Regions from separate parts of the Mus musculus genome. Here region 2 is linked to region 1. The links are chromatin loops, found by intact Hi-C in ENCODE. Cell type or tissue: heart. All regions are shown on one strand. Links, peaks and the distances in the headings refer to the core of each region. The heading gives the core; the rest is flanking DNA. Region 1 overlaps Lin28b (lin-28 homolog B (C. elegans)). Region 2 has its middle 15 kb from the start of Lin28b.

Region 1 (8,340 bases), core at 18-8,017:
AGTCAAATTATAAAATAGAAATAAATTTCATAATTTCAATTGCTTTCTTTTTCATTATACAAACAACATATATTGATTCTTTGGCTATTTTAAAAGGGAGCTATAGCATCTCATGGAGGAATGAAACACTGCCTTACTAACTACCTTGGCAGATACTGACACTGTTTTGTAATCATTTATCCTTCACCATCTTGCCATTCACTTAAAACACATAAAGTTATTTAATCATGTATAATATGTATAAAGCATAAAGGTGAGTATATTTTATTGATTGTATTTAATTTTTAATGAATAATTTGTCTTGGAGATTTCTCCATATCACTGTATATAGATATATCTACCTCTGTATCTAAGTAGTTTTATATATTGTATACGTAGCTTAGTACTTTACTCTTTTATACTCTAGCCAGACCACCTGGTTTTCCTGAAAGCATTTGTTCTTATTATTGTTTACTTTTCTAACTTTGTATGGACAAAGCTTTAGTTCACAATATTTGTGCTTCTCACTATGGTGAATATGAGGCCAGTTCCTACAGCTACAGTTGTTAGCATGGGGTATATGTATTAATTTGCTGTTAAATTGTTCTTCAAGAAAGGCAATCCCAATTTATATTCACTCTAGCCAGCAGAATTTATTTGTGATTCCTTCAGACAGCCTTGCCTTGATGTCAGTCTTCTCTTCTGGCCAGAATTGTTGAGTCAGTCTGACAGCATCAGCTATTGTGTATCAACTAGAGCTTTGACTTACAATCTGTTTTTAGCCCACAAGGCAGGGTTTCTTTGTGTAGCCCTTGCTATTTTAGAACTTGCTTCTTAGATCAGACTGCCCTCAAACTCACAGAGATCCACCTCTCTCTGCCTCCCAAGTGCTGAGATTAAGGCATGCATACACATAAGTAAAAACATCTTTTGGAAGATGTTCTTTTAGTTCTGTGGGTATGTATGGGTCTGTGCAAGTGAGTTCAGCTGCTAGTAGAGGCAACAAGTGTCCCATGCTCTGGAGCAAGAGTTCCAAGAAATCGTGATGTCTCAGCATGGACAATGGAGGGCTGAACTAGAATCCACTGACCCATCTCTTCAGCCTCAGAAATAAATCTTTTCTAAAAAAAGAAAATAGGATTTTCTTAATAATTTATTTTGATGAAAATAAATTTCCTAGGAGTAATAGTTACATCTGAACTCCGATTTTTGAATCAAAGTTCTAATTTTAAAACAGAAGCATCAGAAATTTGGATATATACAATGCATATACATATACAAGTGCTTATTTCATAATGTGATGAAGTAAATGACTGTAAAGGCCTAAGAGATTTGTGAGTTTTTTGTTTATTTTTGCAATCTTAGGTCTTCTCTCCATCTGCTGATATAATTCTTTCAATTAGAAATTTTAATTGTAATTTTGTAGTCTTAAAAGGTTGACTCTAAATTTATATTTCATCTTTAAAATCTTCTAAACTATAATAAATAATACTTAAAGAATGTATACTAACTCATTGGAATTGTAGTATCTATCAATGATTCCAGTAAGAACTTAATAGTGTTCTAAAATTAATGTGGTCATTTTTGGTAATCTTTATGCTTAATGTGGAAAAAAGTCTCCTTTGTGCCTTTGGCTCCCATTTGTAACACACTGAACATAGATGATTTGTTTGGTTTAATTTTTTAAAACCCTGGTGATATCTGTCCCAAGGCCTACGTGCCAGGCAAACAGAACATTTTAACTTTTAGGCCAAGCTATTGGAATTTATTACAAACTATGACTGTAGTTTTCTTAGTATAGTCCTTTGATCATGACACACTCCATCCTGGCATTTGTTAGGTATGTAGCTTTATAATGGTACATTTAGCATTTTGATACCCACATTGTAATATAAACTCCACTCAAATTAACAAAACCAGACTGATTTGGAGAAGTGTGGAGTATGGACAAAGGTCCAGAAGCTCATCCATCAGGTTTCACCTGTGTGGCTGTGGCGTCACCTGGGAGCTGAGCGTTAGCATTTTGGTGTCAGTCAATTGGGATAGAATCTGGGTTTCATAAGGAACCAGGATCTGCATTCTTAGTAAGAGCAATTGATGTTGAATGATTAAATAGAGGAGGAGAATAAATAATGCTGTTTTTACAGTGAGTGCTAATCTTCCAATGTGAAAGGAAAGGAAATGGGGCCTAATGTTAACACAGTGTTAACATCATGTGAAAAGTCACACAAGTAAATATACACATTTAAGTACACGGAAACTAAAATTATTATTTGTCTTTAAAATCACTTTTACAACCAGACGTACAAAGCATGATGCTCTCAGACTCCATCTGTAAGCATGAAATCTGACACGCAGGCCCTTGTTGAGTGAGTGGGCAGAGTGGTTCCCTGAAGTGGATGAGGCACTATGTCCCCCACGGTGACTGGGACTGGTGTGCGTGTGAGAAACCGTGCTGTCACGTATCCTCACCTATTTGCCACCTTTGAAAATGATCTCCTGGCTGTACACTGGCCTCAGATGTGAGTGCAATGCAAAATAAGATGCTTTATGAGTGTGCCAAAGGCAAATTTAAGAATCTCACTGCTCGTTATAGACGAGAACTATGAGTAATGTAAGTAATATGGTCATGTTCATAGATGGCAGTGTATTTTTGAGGGTCTGAATTTCAAGCGTGGGCTGCCACTTTGAATCCTTTGTTTTTATGCTGTATCTGAATTGCAGTTCTTGTGCATTTACTGTAGTGTGCGTTTAAGCAGCAAATATTTGGGACACTGTATTTCTTGGCTTTTCTCTTTACTTTTGAAAATATGATGTAGTCTACTAAGATAAATACCCATAGATTATTACAAAGAATAGAAGCCCATTCTGCGCGCTCTGTAAAATACTACTGACCAACAGAGAAGCAGACAACGGATGGTCAACCTTAGCTTCTGCTGGAAGAAAACCTGCATTCTTTATAACTGACTCTAGAAAATAAAATACTGAGTCTCTGGCATACACTGCTTGTTAAGTTACTAATAACTAGTAGTTTATCTTTGAAATGTAAAATAATGTAAGTTTTTAAGTTTGGTGTTCTCAAACATACAAATGTAATTAGTCATAAGTTTTGACATTACATGGTCTGAAACAAGTTTTTACATTTATCACATTCTTTTCTTTATTTTTTAAAAAAATATTGATTTATAATTAGAAGTGTAGAATCATAAGTGTACTTGGAAAGGGATTTAAAGTTAAAAACCTTAAGACACTTGATTTGGAATAAATTACTAAAGTAAATGCTATCTTTAAAACTCAGAAAAAAAACTTTTAAAAATAAGAGTGCTTAATGTCTCCATTTTTTAAACTGTTTTGAAAAATGAAAGTAGCAATTATGATTGAAACTGAGCAAATACATTGCTCAGTTGCTAGAAGTTAGATTTTCTAGCATCTAGTATAGAACCCGTGTCCTTGTCCCCAGTGTGCTTTCAAATTTAAATGACAAATAAGAATGACATTATGCTCACTTCAGATTAGGAAAGTTTACTCTAATGGGAAGTTATTTCTATAGAAAGAAAAGTCAATTTTTCTAGTCAGCAAACTAGCATCAGGGCATATTGATTGAACCTCCATCCTTGGGAGGCTGCTCAGTCCTAGGAGGCTCCTTCTCAGCAGTGTCTGGTCTGGACATTCAGTGTCTCGCCTCACACAGGATTCAGCCTCCTCCTCCGCTGTCTCCTCCTCCTCTTCCTCTTCTTCCTCTTCTCTTCCTCCTCCTCCTCCTCTGCATCCTCCTCCTCTTTCTCCTCTTCCTCCTCCTTTTTAGTAGACAGCTTAGGTATCAACTTTCCTTGTAAATTTTATACAAAAGCAAAAATTATTTCAGTTCTATTAGATACTGAAATCTTTAACTCATAAAACTCAATTCAGTTTGTAATTTTTCTAAATGCTAAGTAAGTTCCTAGTGTGGCAAAGATTTATTCTTTAATCTTTTTTTATAGTCTCGTCATTCTGCCCCTCCTGATCTGCCCTCAGAGGGTCCCTCATGCATTCCTCTTCTCTGTCCCCAAGAGGATGTCCCCACCACTCCCCCAACCCACCAGGCCTCCCCACTCTCTGGGGCCTCGAGTCTCTTGCATCTTCTCTCACTAGGGTCAGACCAGGCAGTCCTCTGTTGTATGTGTCAGGGGCCTCGTATCAGCTAGTGTATGGTGCCTGGTTGGTGGCTCAGTGTCTGAGAGATTTCAGGGGTCCAGGTTAGTTGAGACCTCTGGTCTTTCTATGGGGTTTCCCTCCTCCTCAGCTTCTTCCCTAATTGAACAACAGGGGTCCCCAGCTTTTATCCATTGGTGTCTGAATCTGTCTCAGTCAGCTGCTTGTTGGGCCTCTCAGAGGACAGCCATGGTAGACTCCTGTCTGTAAGTACTCCATAGCCTCAGTAATAGTGTCAGGCCTTGGAGCCTCCCCTTGAGCTGGCTCTGAATTTGGGCCTGTCACTGGACCTCCTTTCCCTCAGTTTCTTCTCCATTTTTGTCCCTGAAGTTCTTTTAGACAGGAACCTTCTACTGGAGGTGGACTCTACAAGTTCCCTCTCCCCACTGTAGAGCATTTCATCTAAGGTCCCTCCCTTTGAGTTCTGAGTTTCTCACCTCCCAGGTCTCTGATACATTATAGAGCCACCCCCCCCCCCAGGTTTTCTGTTTCTTTCTGCTGGTCCTCTTGTTCTCTCCCCTCCAATACCTGATCATGTTCCCCTTTTCCCCTCCCTGTCCCCTCTCCCACCCAGCTCCCTCCCTCCCTCTACTCCCAGTGATTTCTTCCTTCTCCCTCATATTCAAAGCCAACTGGTAGGTTTTTGGTTTATTGTTGACTGCCATCTAGTGGGTTAAACTATTCTTTCATGATAGCCTGTTAAATTTGAGCAACTAGTTTTTGCTTTTGATTTGGTTTGGGGTATTTTTTTATTATTATTCATTTATCTATCTATCTATCTATCTATCTATCTATCTATTTATTTTTGGTTTTTCGAGACAGGGTTTCTTTGTGTAGCCCTGGCTTTCCTGGAACTGACTCCATAGACCAGGCTAGCCTCGAACTCAGAAATCCACCTGCCTCTGCCTCCCAAGTGCTGGGATTAAAAGCGTGCGACACCAGTGCCGGGTGAGTGACTAGTTTCTATATGGAAACATTAATTACCACACTGTGCTTCATGTGTTTTCACTGGGTGTTGTATTTAACAGAACTAAATTATATCAAGTTGCTGGAATGTTTTTGTGATAATAATCTTTGAAGCAATCAGTATAAATAATATATACTTTAAAGAAGTCACATTAAAATAAACTGATCTCATTGATAGTTTTTGAACTTTGGTAATTTAAAATTTTATATATGTAAATTATTATTTCAATGATCACTACATTTTTTTAAAATTAATGATACACAGTACCGACTTTTAAGTTTTTGTTTTTTTTCTTTTCTTTGCAGATGCTACAACTGTGGTGGTCTCGACCATCATGCTAAAGAATGCAGTCTACCTCCTCAGCCAAAGAAGTGCCATTACTGTCAGAGCATCATGCACATGGTGGCCAACTGCCCACACAAGCTTGCCGCTCAGCTGCCCGCCAGTTCTCAGGGAAGACAGGAGGCAGAATCCCAGCCATGCAGCTCTGCGGCACCAAGAGAAGTGGGAGGGGGGCATGGCTGCACAGTACTGTTTCCTCAGGAGGTGAAGTCAGAAATGGCAGAGCACTCAGACAGGTCACCCCAAGAAGTTTCTTCCACGAAAGCGTTTGCAGCAATAGGAGAGCAAAACAAAAAGGGGCCTTTGATTCAGAAACGGAAAAAGACTTAGTACTTGTCAGTGTTCCCTTCACCCGGGCGGGAAGTCTACCTCATGCAAGCACAGGGGAATAGTGGTCCACAGAGAGCAGCCGGCCGGGATGTTAACTACTGCTGAGGAACTGGGAAGTTCTTAATTAGACAAATCACTCTTAAGCAAACTACATTTAAGCAGGGTGTCATGTTTTATAGAATTGAGATACTACATATAGTATGTGCATAAGTGAGAGGGGAGACTTGAATCTGTATGTATGTGTGAGGATTTCACATAAGAGTACAGGCACACACACACATATATATATACACTTTTATATATCTGTGGTTGTCTTTGTGTGTGTGTGTGTGTGTATGTGTGTGTGTGTGTGTGTGTATGTAGATAAAAGCACATACTCTTCCTCAGATAATTGGGCATCTCTAAGCATTGAAAATCCATGTGAAGCATTTGAGATGGTTTCATAGTTAACCCTTGGAATTTTTTCTAAATACTACTTCTTTTATATTATGTAAAAAATGACCACGTGACTGTTACCTTTCATGTGAACCAAAGCATACTTCAGATCTCAGAGCTGCCAGTCAAATGGTACTAAAGGCTTTTGGGATACTTGGTGCCTCCCAAGTCTGTATTCATAACTCTATCTTGATGCTGATAGAGTGTTTTGCTGTTGCTGTTATCTGTCTTCTCCTGTTTGAAGGTAGTAACTTAACTCTAGATGCCTCCGACTGCCATAAGCTTTTAATCCTTGGATACGTAGCTCCAGAAAAGACAATGAATGTGAACTTCCTGTGCTGATATTTCAGTGTCTTTTATTCTGTTTGATTGTAAATTACATGGCTATTAAGAAAAATGAAGGGGAGGGTAATGTATATAGTAACATGGTCCTTTTCAGTGGTATTTTGATGCTAGGTCTTTTACAAGGGTTCTGAGGTTTTTAAGGGATGGTGGCAACAGAAGCCTCCTTTGACTAAGTAGCTTTTGAACCATCACTTAGATCAGGAAGGTCTCTTACTTACTACTGAAGCCTTAGAGAAAATTTTAATTATTTGGGTATATTTTTGGTAGCTGTTTTTATTTCCCCTGGAGAGTCCTCAGACCTGTTTATAAAACAAACAAAAGCAGCATAGAAATAAAATAGTGGGGCTTAGAATGAAAATTAAGTTGCCCAATAGATACAGCCCATGATTGATACTAAAAAGAATAGTGTTTGATGGCCAGCAGAGTGAATGAGTGGAGCAGAGTTACCAAAGTGCCCACTGTTCTGTGGCTAGAAATACTTTATATGATAATATTGATGCCATGGCAGGTTCCTTGAGTATAGAAGCGGAAGTATGGTGTGTGATAGATTCAGGATGAGCACTCAGATCAAGTTATAGGATCTTCTCAGATGGATTCTCAGTTTGCTAAGATTGGCTAGGAACTGATTGTAGTATTGGGCTGTTTTCCATCATGTTTTGTTTTCTTTTGTTTTTTGAATGGAGTTAGCCTGGTTCTAAATGTCATGAGCAAACTTTTGAAACATCTTCAAGAAGGTACCAAGGGATTGCAGTGCATAATTTTGGCTGTAACTATATGGGCCTGTTGGTATAAGCTCAGATAATCAAACAAGAAAGCATCGTGACTCATGAGACACATTCTACGGAGGAGTCGCTTCCTCCTGTGTGTCTTGTCATGGGAGTTGGGTGGTGCTAAGGTTTCATCAAGCCACTAGAAGAAGAAAGTGTCTCCGACTAGCTTACCAGTCTTTTCCAGAGTAGCTTGAATTGCTTGACAGTATTTATGAGAGTTCCTATAGTGTTTTACCGAAGTGTCAGTGTGCTGTAATACAGAGCTTACCTTTGACGATATTGAATGTGATGTAGCCATAGAGAAGTGCTGCCTTGCCTTACGTGAGGATTTCAAGCTTATTTAAATTATGTAGACAAATCAAAGGTCATCCAAGTATAATGAGCAAGGTAACAGTTGTACAAGCAAAATATGATAGGTCACTCTGAACGCTCAAACCAAAGTTCCTTGACTATCAAAATAGGAAATAATGGACTTGAAAACTGGACATTCTGTTTACATTTAAAATTTAAGAGCTGAGGTCATTTTAACAAATGAAAGTAGAAAATTCAGAAACACTTGAATATAGACCTTATGGGTGCAGTCAACTTCTTTTCAGCATCTAACCAGACCGACTTACTAAAAGCACATACCAAACCTATCTTATGGTTAAAAGTTTATTTTTTATATGAAAATAGTGTCACTATTACATGCTCAGGACAAAGAACTTTGCTCAGGGAACATACCATATAATGTTTTTATTGTTTTTTTTTGTTTTGTTTTGTTTTGTTTTGTTTTTTTACAGACTAATGTATAATCCTGCTTTCTCAGAGCAAGCCAAATAAATTAAGTCTTTATGTACGTACATATACTTGTTAGTAACTACCTCTGAGTTTGACATTGATCATAATTCTGAATATCAGATATTGGTCCTCCCTTTTTAAATTTCATGTCAAAGTCTTGTAAAGCGGAATTCCACTACCTGCAGATGTGAACTCACTGAT
Region 2 (8,340 bases), core at 288-8,287, 100 kb before region 1:
CTAGTACCTATATGTTTCATTATTTTGTTATTGAATCTTTGCAGTGAACGTTGTGACATAATCTAAGATGCTAGCATCCATATTGAAGGGGAAATATGGACAAGAGAGACAAACATGTACAGAGAAAAGATGATGTGGGATGTGGCACCAGGGGAAAAAGCTATTTGCCAGCCAAGCAACATCTGCAGCAAGCAAGGAGAGGCTGGGAAAGGAGCCTCCCCTACAGCCCAGTGAGGAGCTGATCTGGACGCACCTTTATTCCAGACAGCTCATTCCCATGATTGTGGGACAACAGATTTCTCTTGTTATAGCTCTCCTCTCCATCAAAATGTTACTTGTAAACCCTCATTTCAAAAATGTTTCAGAGTAGGAAAAACATGTAAAAAGCCTAACTTTTCAACAGTAAAGCAGCACTTGTCATTTCTTAGTAAAATGACATGGTGTCTGGGATTTACTTTGCCAATCATAGAAAGTAAAGGGCCGGAGAGATACAACATGCTGCACTTCCGAGTTCTTAAATGCCTTGCTGATTATTTTAAATGTAGTCCAAGTGAATGTATAACTTAAACATATCTACTTCTTTTGCGCTCCTATATAAACTGTTGTAGGCAAGCAAAACTAAGGCTAAGAGAGACCATGTCAACAATCTCTGGGAATAATTATTAGAGGTCATTCTATGAGCAAAGCAAGTTATCATCATGACTCCAATTCAAAATATCCATCTTTAGAAAGAGTTCTCCAGAGTCCTGTCTTTCGACTTTTTAATCTGCTTTGGTCTTGTTGAAATATTCCTTAGAAGGTTTTTTTTTTTTTTTTTTTTTTTTTTTAACTCAAGTCTACAATCTTTCCCTAATACCCAACATGAATTAATAAACTAAAATCTTAATTTTAGTTTTCACTTCTGTGACAGCAGTATAATGCTATGACTTGACATAAACAAACAAAAAAACTCGACTTGTGTTGGTTACTTAAGATATCAACTCTGGGTTACATCTTAATGTATTTTGGTTTATGTCAGACTCTTCTTAGGACTAAACGGCTATCACATATATACCTAACACACCTAAATTGTACTGAAAGTGTTGCCCTTTAAAAGTTATTTAAAAACGAAGTTCATTCTATATGTATATCATTTGTAGATACCACACATAAATAGAAATTGCTATAGTGCTAAGTCAGTATGTCACATTTCATATGGTAATAAAATAATTAATAGCTTTGTTTTTTCATTTTAATAATCACATTTGCATCCCTTCCTCTATCTTTAAAATCATATTGCAAAGTAACATTGCGTTATAACAGAGCATCTACAATTAAAGGACACAATGATTTTAAGTATTGCTGCTAAAAGAATCTTTTAGGCAGGTGAGATGGCTCTGAGGATGATGGTGCTTGCGGCCAATTCCTCCAACTTGAGTTCAATTTCTGTCACCCATATGGTGTAAGGAGAGAACTGACCCCTGTCTGGTGTCCTCTGACCTCCACATGCTTGAACACACACACACACACACACACACACACACACACACACACAGAGAGAGAGAGAGAGAGAGAGAGAGAGAGAGAGAGAGAGATTAAGGAATAGAAACCTCTGTTCTCTGTAAGTTATGTAAGAAATGCTTCATGTATTTGCCAATGACAAGGTATCTTTTATCATAAATCACATTCCACTGACTCAAGGGAGAAGCAGACACTATCTTGGGTATGAGTTCAAAGGAGTCAATTGGTTAATTCTTAGAGGAATCACAATAGGATTTAAATTCCGATCAGCTTTCTGATGTATCTTACCCATTAAACCAGAAATGCCCTGTCCTGGAAGGCAATGCTGCAAATAGTTGAAATGAGATCTGAATCCCAGACCAGACATTCAAAGACTATAGACATAGCAATGGTTTGGTGATTTAAGTGAGGGCGCCATGCAGTTAGTCAGCCTTTGTTGTCATTTTCAAAGTTTTACAACTTTAATTTTGAACAAAACTGGTTTTGTGAAATATTTCATCTGTTTTTCTTAATTCCAAGTAATAGTCGGTTCTCAAGGCTAAATGTCTGTGTATGTTTTTTGCAGCTGGCTGACTATCATTGTGAGAGTGGAATGAGGACTTGCTGACAAGAGAGAACTAAGAAATACTAGAAATAAAACAGGAGCGACAGCAGTAATGTGGGACACTATACCCGGACTACACACACAGCCTCGTTTCTGGCCGCCGACTTAAGGGCTTGCTATGGGACAATTACTAAGTCGAACAGAATTGGGGGTCGAATATACATTTTACTAGGCACAGAGGATGCCAGGTCCCTCGAAGTTCTGACTTGGTGGATGCAGCTCATTGGATTCAGATCAGATGCACTTTGTCCTTACTGCCCCAAACTGCACGGTTAGGCAGGCTCGCCCCTGCGCAGCCGACCCGAGGCGCCGGCTACGGCCAACGCGCATCCTTATTTTCCCGGGTACCGAGTGCGGGACTGAGCCGGAGAGTGCGCCCGCTGCCTCCATCGCGCGTGCTCCCTGCGACCCACGGGGCGCGCGACAGGACGCGGAGAGAAAGGCCGCGGCTCTGGAAGCTTCCCGAAGAACCGCGGAGCCGCGGGCCGTGAGCGCCCCAGGCCCTCGGGGACGCGCCTGAGCGGGTCAGGAGATGGGGGTCGGGTGGGAGCGCGTGCTCGCGCGCGCTCGGGGCAGGAGTCCCGGGGCGGCGGCGCGCGCACGCCCGGCCCCCGGAATGAATGGAAGGTTCAATCTCGCGCGCTGGGCGCGGGCAGCCAATGACGCGGCTCGGAGCGGCGGCGGGCAGGTGTGCGCGAGCCTCGGCCTGACGCAGGGCTCGGGTCGAGCCGCTCGGGCCCCCACGCCGCCCGGTCCCTGGCACTCGGCGCGCACAGCCCTCCGGCTCGCCATGCGCCGGCCCTCGCGGCCGAGCTCCGTCAGGAAGTGACAGGCTCGCGGCGGCCGCCGCCGCCCTTTCTCTCTCTCCCCTCCGCCAGCGCGCCGGGCAGCACGACCATGAGGCCGCGGAGGTAAGCAGCCGGCCGCGCGGGCGAGGACGCGGGCGCGGACCCGGGGTGCGCGCGGGTGCGGGTGTCGCACGTGAGCAACGTCGAGCGGAGCTGGGAGCTGAGGAGCGGGGCGCTGAGGCGCCAGCGTGGGGAGGGAGGGAGAGAGGAGAGCGGAAGGGCCGCGCGGCGTGGCGCGGAGCGGCGGGTGTGACAGGTCCCGCGACAAGTTGCCGTGCGGGACGGAGCGCCGCAGCCCGCCGTCCTCCCGCTCTCTCGCTCCAGGCGCGGGCCGTGCTTGTACTTCCGGGTTCACACCTTGGGGGTCCCTGCTCTGGGCGCGGGTGGGCGCGGTGCGGTCAGCGCGGCCGCCCGGGCTCGCCGTGCGCGGCTCGGGCGGGCTCGGAGTGGGTGGCGCGGGCGGTGCGGGCTGGGGTCTCGGCGGCTCGCCCCGCGGTGCGGGCTCCTCGAGTGCGGGCTCCCGCCAGGGGGCGAGCGCACCTGCCCTCCGCGCTCGCCGCACGCCCGGCCGCTTTGTACCGGCGGGCGTCGGGTAGCCTTCGCGCTCGGGCTGGCTGGGTGACTTCAGTTTGTGAATTAGAATTCAGGATGGGAAGAGATGCGAGGGAAACAGACGTCGGTGGTGTTGGAAAAAAGGATAAAACCGGGGAAGAAATGCAGCAGCGTTAACTGCGAGAAGTGGATGCGGGTTCTTGATGAGGATTTGTACTCCGAAAACTTTTTTTAATTGATAAATATTAAGAGTTTCCGAGCAACATCTTGCAATATGCATTTAGTTCCCTTATTGGCAAATATCTTAAATGTAAGTAATAGTAAGTCCGCCATTTTGGATTGTTTCACGTAGCAGGATGAAATCTTACGTGCCAGTGTTTCCTTGAGGTCCTTTCTATGGGTTTGTTTTTATATGTAGGTTTTAAGCTGTCGTGTAATATTACTGTTCACAGACGTAATTTCTCCCGGAAATATTTTTATGGTTAGAATTGTAAACGCAAGAGAAAATACATCGTGTTCTCTTATTATTGTAGGGATTTTTTTTTTTTTGTCAAAAATATTGTAGTAGTGAGGTGGCAGTGACATCTATCTAGTATTATAATGATGTAAAACATTTTACAATATTTCTGGAAAACTAAAAATAATTTTTTCTTCACCTATCACAAAATTATGATGTTTTATTTTTGTGTGTTTAACATTTAGCTGACCACTAATGAAAAATGGCCTTTTAAAACAAATGTTAAAGTCTAACAGTAAATTAATAAAATAAATAGTAAATAAAATGTCACGATCTTATCAGATAGATCTTTAAAGTAAACCTTTAGCAATCCAAGTCCTTGGAAATGTGTCAATTTTGTAATTTTAATAAATGTAAATTGGTGAGATGACATCTTTCTCCTCAGTATTTGAGATTTGATAGAACTGAATTAGACTGTACGTTAATTCATTTCAAAAGAATATGATATAACAATTTCCATTTAAATTAGTAATAAGTTCCTAGTTCATGTTGAGAGTTCTCAGAGAAATATTTTTATTAAATAATAATGTTTATTTCTCTTTATGTATATGAACTACTGAAGTGTAAATGTACCTGGTTTCTTAAAGACCTCGAGGAATTAAACTGCCACAGGCTTTTAACAAGGGAAGGAAGATTTTCATGAGTGAAGATTTTTAGAGTTTCCTGATTTACAAGTAGGATCAGCTGATTTGTTTCTTGATAATAAAATATCTTAAGTGTTTAAGGAATTTCATATATTTAGTGCAGATTGCTAATATGAATGAACTGTTTATGAATACTTTGCAATAGATTTAGGACCAGTGATCTGATGATTATATGACCCTTTTACCCTTTTCAAATAATAAGAGTGTATTTTAATATATGTTCTGTAACCAAACTTCTTTGAGAAAGAATGAAAAATTTGTTGTGAAATTAAACTTGAGGTAAATACAAAATACTCTGAACCAGAGTCATTGTAAATAAAGCACATTGAGATCCAAAACACCTATGCTTAGTTTTCAGGATGACTTATTTTAAAGGGCGTTGCACATGTAACTTCCCAAACCCACTAAACTTTGAGTAAAGCCGTGGATAAAAGTTTAGTTTTTGTATTGACTCTGATGAAAGAAGAGGTAGGTGGGTCTTGTCTTACCTGTTTGAAACTTTAATCTTTATTGGTATCTGATCTGGTCACGTTTGGATTTCATAACAGATTGCTATACTACTTTAAAATTCATTAATAGAAGAGAAAATCCACTCCTAAACAAAAGGTATATTCATGGCATTCTATAGGTGCAGGGACTGGTATCTTCAAAATAGTTGGAGTGATACCACATTTTCCCAAGCTCTGATCAGGAGATGACTTATATACATCTTAGTTCATAGTTGATTAAGATAAAAATAGAAATATGGAGATGAGTCAACTTAGAGGTCATTATTAAAGCTCCTTATCGTGAAAGGAACATTAAAGTATTTCAGTAGGTAAAGGGTTATTTGGTCTATTTTAGAATTTTCTTTTGTCTTAAAATTACCAAAAGGTTAAAGATGTTGTATTTAAAGGCTTTAGAACCAATACTTGCTTTTCTTGTCCTTTAAAGGTAATGCATTTTCTTTATAAACAATCACTGTTTTTGATAAATTACAAGGTAAGCAAACATTTCTTGCTGCCAAGCAGAACAATGAGAATTCTTTATATATAGATATATAAAATTGATTTACTCATCCATATCTAGAAATGTGATTTATAGGGTTATATTGGTTTGAAAACTTACCATGCATATGCTTAATGGTATTGTGCTGAACCTCTGACAGGGTGAGTCTATGAAGTCGCTGACCACAGTGCTGAACCAAGACAGCCATATTGTTCCCTAGTCAATCTACCTGAAAACTGTACACAGAAATTGTGTGGCGGTTCAAGGAGAAATTTGTATATTTGTGTTATATATTTTTTTCATTTAATGAATTTTTACCCAATTGGACTGTAAATCAGAAGATATGATAAAGACAATTTATTCCCAAGGTATATTAATTTACTGTTCTGCATTGGTTTTGAATAATAGTATAAAATAAGTAGGATCAGTGCTAGAGATTTTCTCATTTTCTGAAAGCTGTCACTTCCTGACAACAAAACTTTAAAACTAGTTTAGCCAACCAATGAATTTAACCCCCAAACTGTGATTTTAGTTGATGGTAGTGCAAGGCTGTACATCAGTTTTTATTTGCGAGTTTGATTGAGGTTTATATTTTGGCACCATAAAAATCAGTATCATAATGTGTGGTTATCAAATACCAAACTAAAAACTATATGTGAAATAAGTCCTATTTAGAAGTAACAATATGAACAATTTCCAAAAGAATATAAATTTTGAGATTGTCTTGATCTAGCACTTCAGGGAAGTTTATGTTGTTAGAGGCAAGACAGACATCAGAGTTTAAGTGGTCACAGTGATTGATAATGCTGGAGTTCTACGTTGTGAGACAGGAGGAAGGATGTGAGAAACTGTCAAGATTACCTGAAGAGGATTGTGTAATGAACAAATTCATTATTGCAGCAAGAAAAGTACTATTTTAAGCATAGAACTTTGACATTATTTTCTAAAAATAGAATGAATTGATATGCAGGATCAAATTAAGGGTCAAAGGTGACAAACCAAGACAAAGGGCATATGGCTCATTTTCAAGCATTCAGCTTCTAGGTTTTCTTCTTCTTCTTCTTCTTCTTCTTCTTCTTCTTCTTCTTCTTCTTCTTCTTCTTCTTCTTCTTCTTCTTCTTCTTCTTCCATGTTTGAACAAAAGCTTAATTATATAGAAAAAAGACCTGGTGTTGAATGGCTAGTTCCAATGATGGAAGAACATGTTTCAGATTGTTCAGATATTTCCACCCAGTGTTGCATTTGCATATTTATGAATGTCAGAGTTACAATGCTACTTTTTTTTTGTTTTTCAGATAATCTATGCAGTAGTTATCAAATTTTTCAAAAACATTTCAATTACAATATTTTGAACTACATACGAAGGATATGTTTTGGCAGACTAAAAATTTTAGAAATCAGGGGGCTGGCGAGATGGCTCAGTGGGTAAGAGCACCCGACTGTTCTTCCAAAGGTCCGAAGTTCAAATCCCAGCAACCACATGGTGGCTCACAACCACCCGTAATGAGATCTGATGCCCTCTTCTGGAGTGTCTGAAGACAGCTACAGTGTACTTACATATAATAAATAAATAAATCTTTAAAAAAAAAAAAAAAAAAAAAAAAAAAAAATTTTAGAAATCTGTAAAGGAAAAAAGTAGTCCCGGTTTCACCTCTGTTAATTAAAATGCTATTGATTTTTATATAATATGATATAGTAACATATTAGTTCATTGTCAGTAATATAACCACAAGCATGTTTTTATTAAACTAGAATGTTTTTTAATAATCAAGCTATTTAGAGGATGCTAAAAGTTCTAGTATTTAACTTTGTCTCTGGTAGCATAATAGTTTAAGCATTAATGTATATTAAAACTAAAAATATGTCAAATAAAATGTTGCTAACATTGTAATTACATAGAGCCATTCAGTTTTACTTGGAATCACTTTGTGTAATCTAAAGGAAGCTATTTTAAAGACAATCTGGGCCTTCAAAATCCTGTTACTAGCTAGCTTGTCACTGTTTGATTTTCTCTTTCATCTGAAACAAATTTTGCAGTTTTTTTCTTCTTTTAATGTGACTTTTGAGCTGTTATAAAACTATTATTTCATTGTTAGAAAGTACATATATTTGCATTAGAAAAACCATTTTGCTATATCCCATTTGTATTGTAACTCAACTGTATTGTTTACATTTAATTTAGAGTTGTTTAGCAATTAGCAGTTGTAACACTATCATTACCTTCACATAGGCTTGACAGTATGCTGGTTGAATGAAGTTTTAAATTCCTAGATTGAATTATTTATTTGAATTATTTATTACAGCCTTTGAAGAGGTGGTAGACATGAAGCCAGTAAAATTTCAGCTTGCAAAATAACTGACAAGTTACATTAATCGTTCTGATTCAGCAATATTATAAATATTGCTCTCATAAGTTAACTTGGATACTTTGCACATATGAAAAATAATGTGATGTTTTTCCATAGGTAACAAAATTCTCTACTCTTAGTTTAATTTTTAAATGTTTTATGACATTTTCTTGTCCTAAAATTTCAGTAACCTAAGATTTTTTTTAAACTGTGAAACTACATGTATTTGTGTTTCATTTTAGAATGTTAAAGTCTTTACCTTTGTACGATTGATATATAACATACATGATGTGTCCAATTATTACTAAAATTAGTAGGCTATTAAGTTACAAGGTAATTT

Evidence for each region. Hi-C counts contacts between places; a loop is a spot of excess contacts. Peaks named below come from ENCODE experiments on the same cell type or tissue, not always from the same donor. Only the 100,000 strongest peaks of a DNase experiment are listed, where the experiment ranks them.
Region 2: it touches region 1 in a loop (5-fold over the local background); 3 of 42 quality-filtered maps call a loop at or near these places.

Annotation. Positions count from the first base shown.
Region 1 is chr10:45,378,534-45,386,873 of GRCm38, reverse strand. It overlaps Lin28b (lin-28 homolog B (C. elegans)), which reads left to right. Exons shown (of 5, transcript NM_001031772.2): 5 at 5,443-8,340. The coding sequence ends at 5,809. Among named protein-coding and RNA genes, the nearest start is that of Bves, 47 kb to the right of the region's middle. In heart, for the core only: a CTCF peak has its summit at 4,850 (motif pointing left); no DNase peak of the experiment used is centred there.
Region 2 is chr10:45,480,902-45,489,241 of GRCm38, reverse strand. It overlaps a transcript of Lin28b not described here. Among named protein-coding and RNA genes, the nearest start is that of Lin28b, 15 kb to the right of the region's middle. In heart, for the core only: a CTCF peak has its summit at 3,507; no DNase peak of the experiment used is centred there; H3K4me3 peaks cover 2,289 bases; H3K27ac peaks cover 1,551 bases; H3K27me3 peaks cover 303 bases.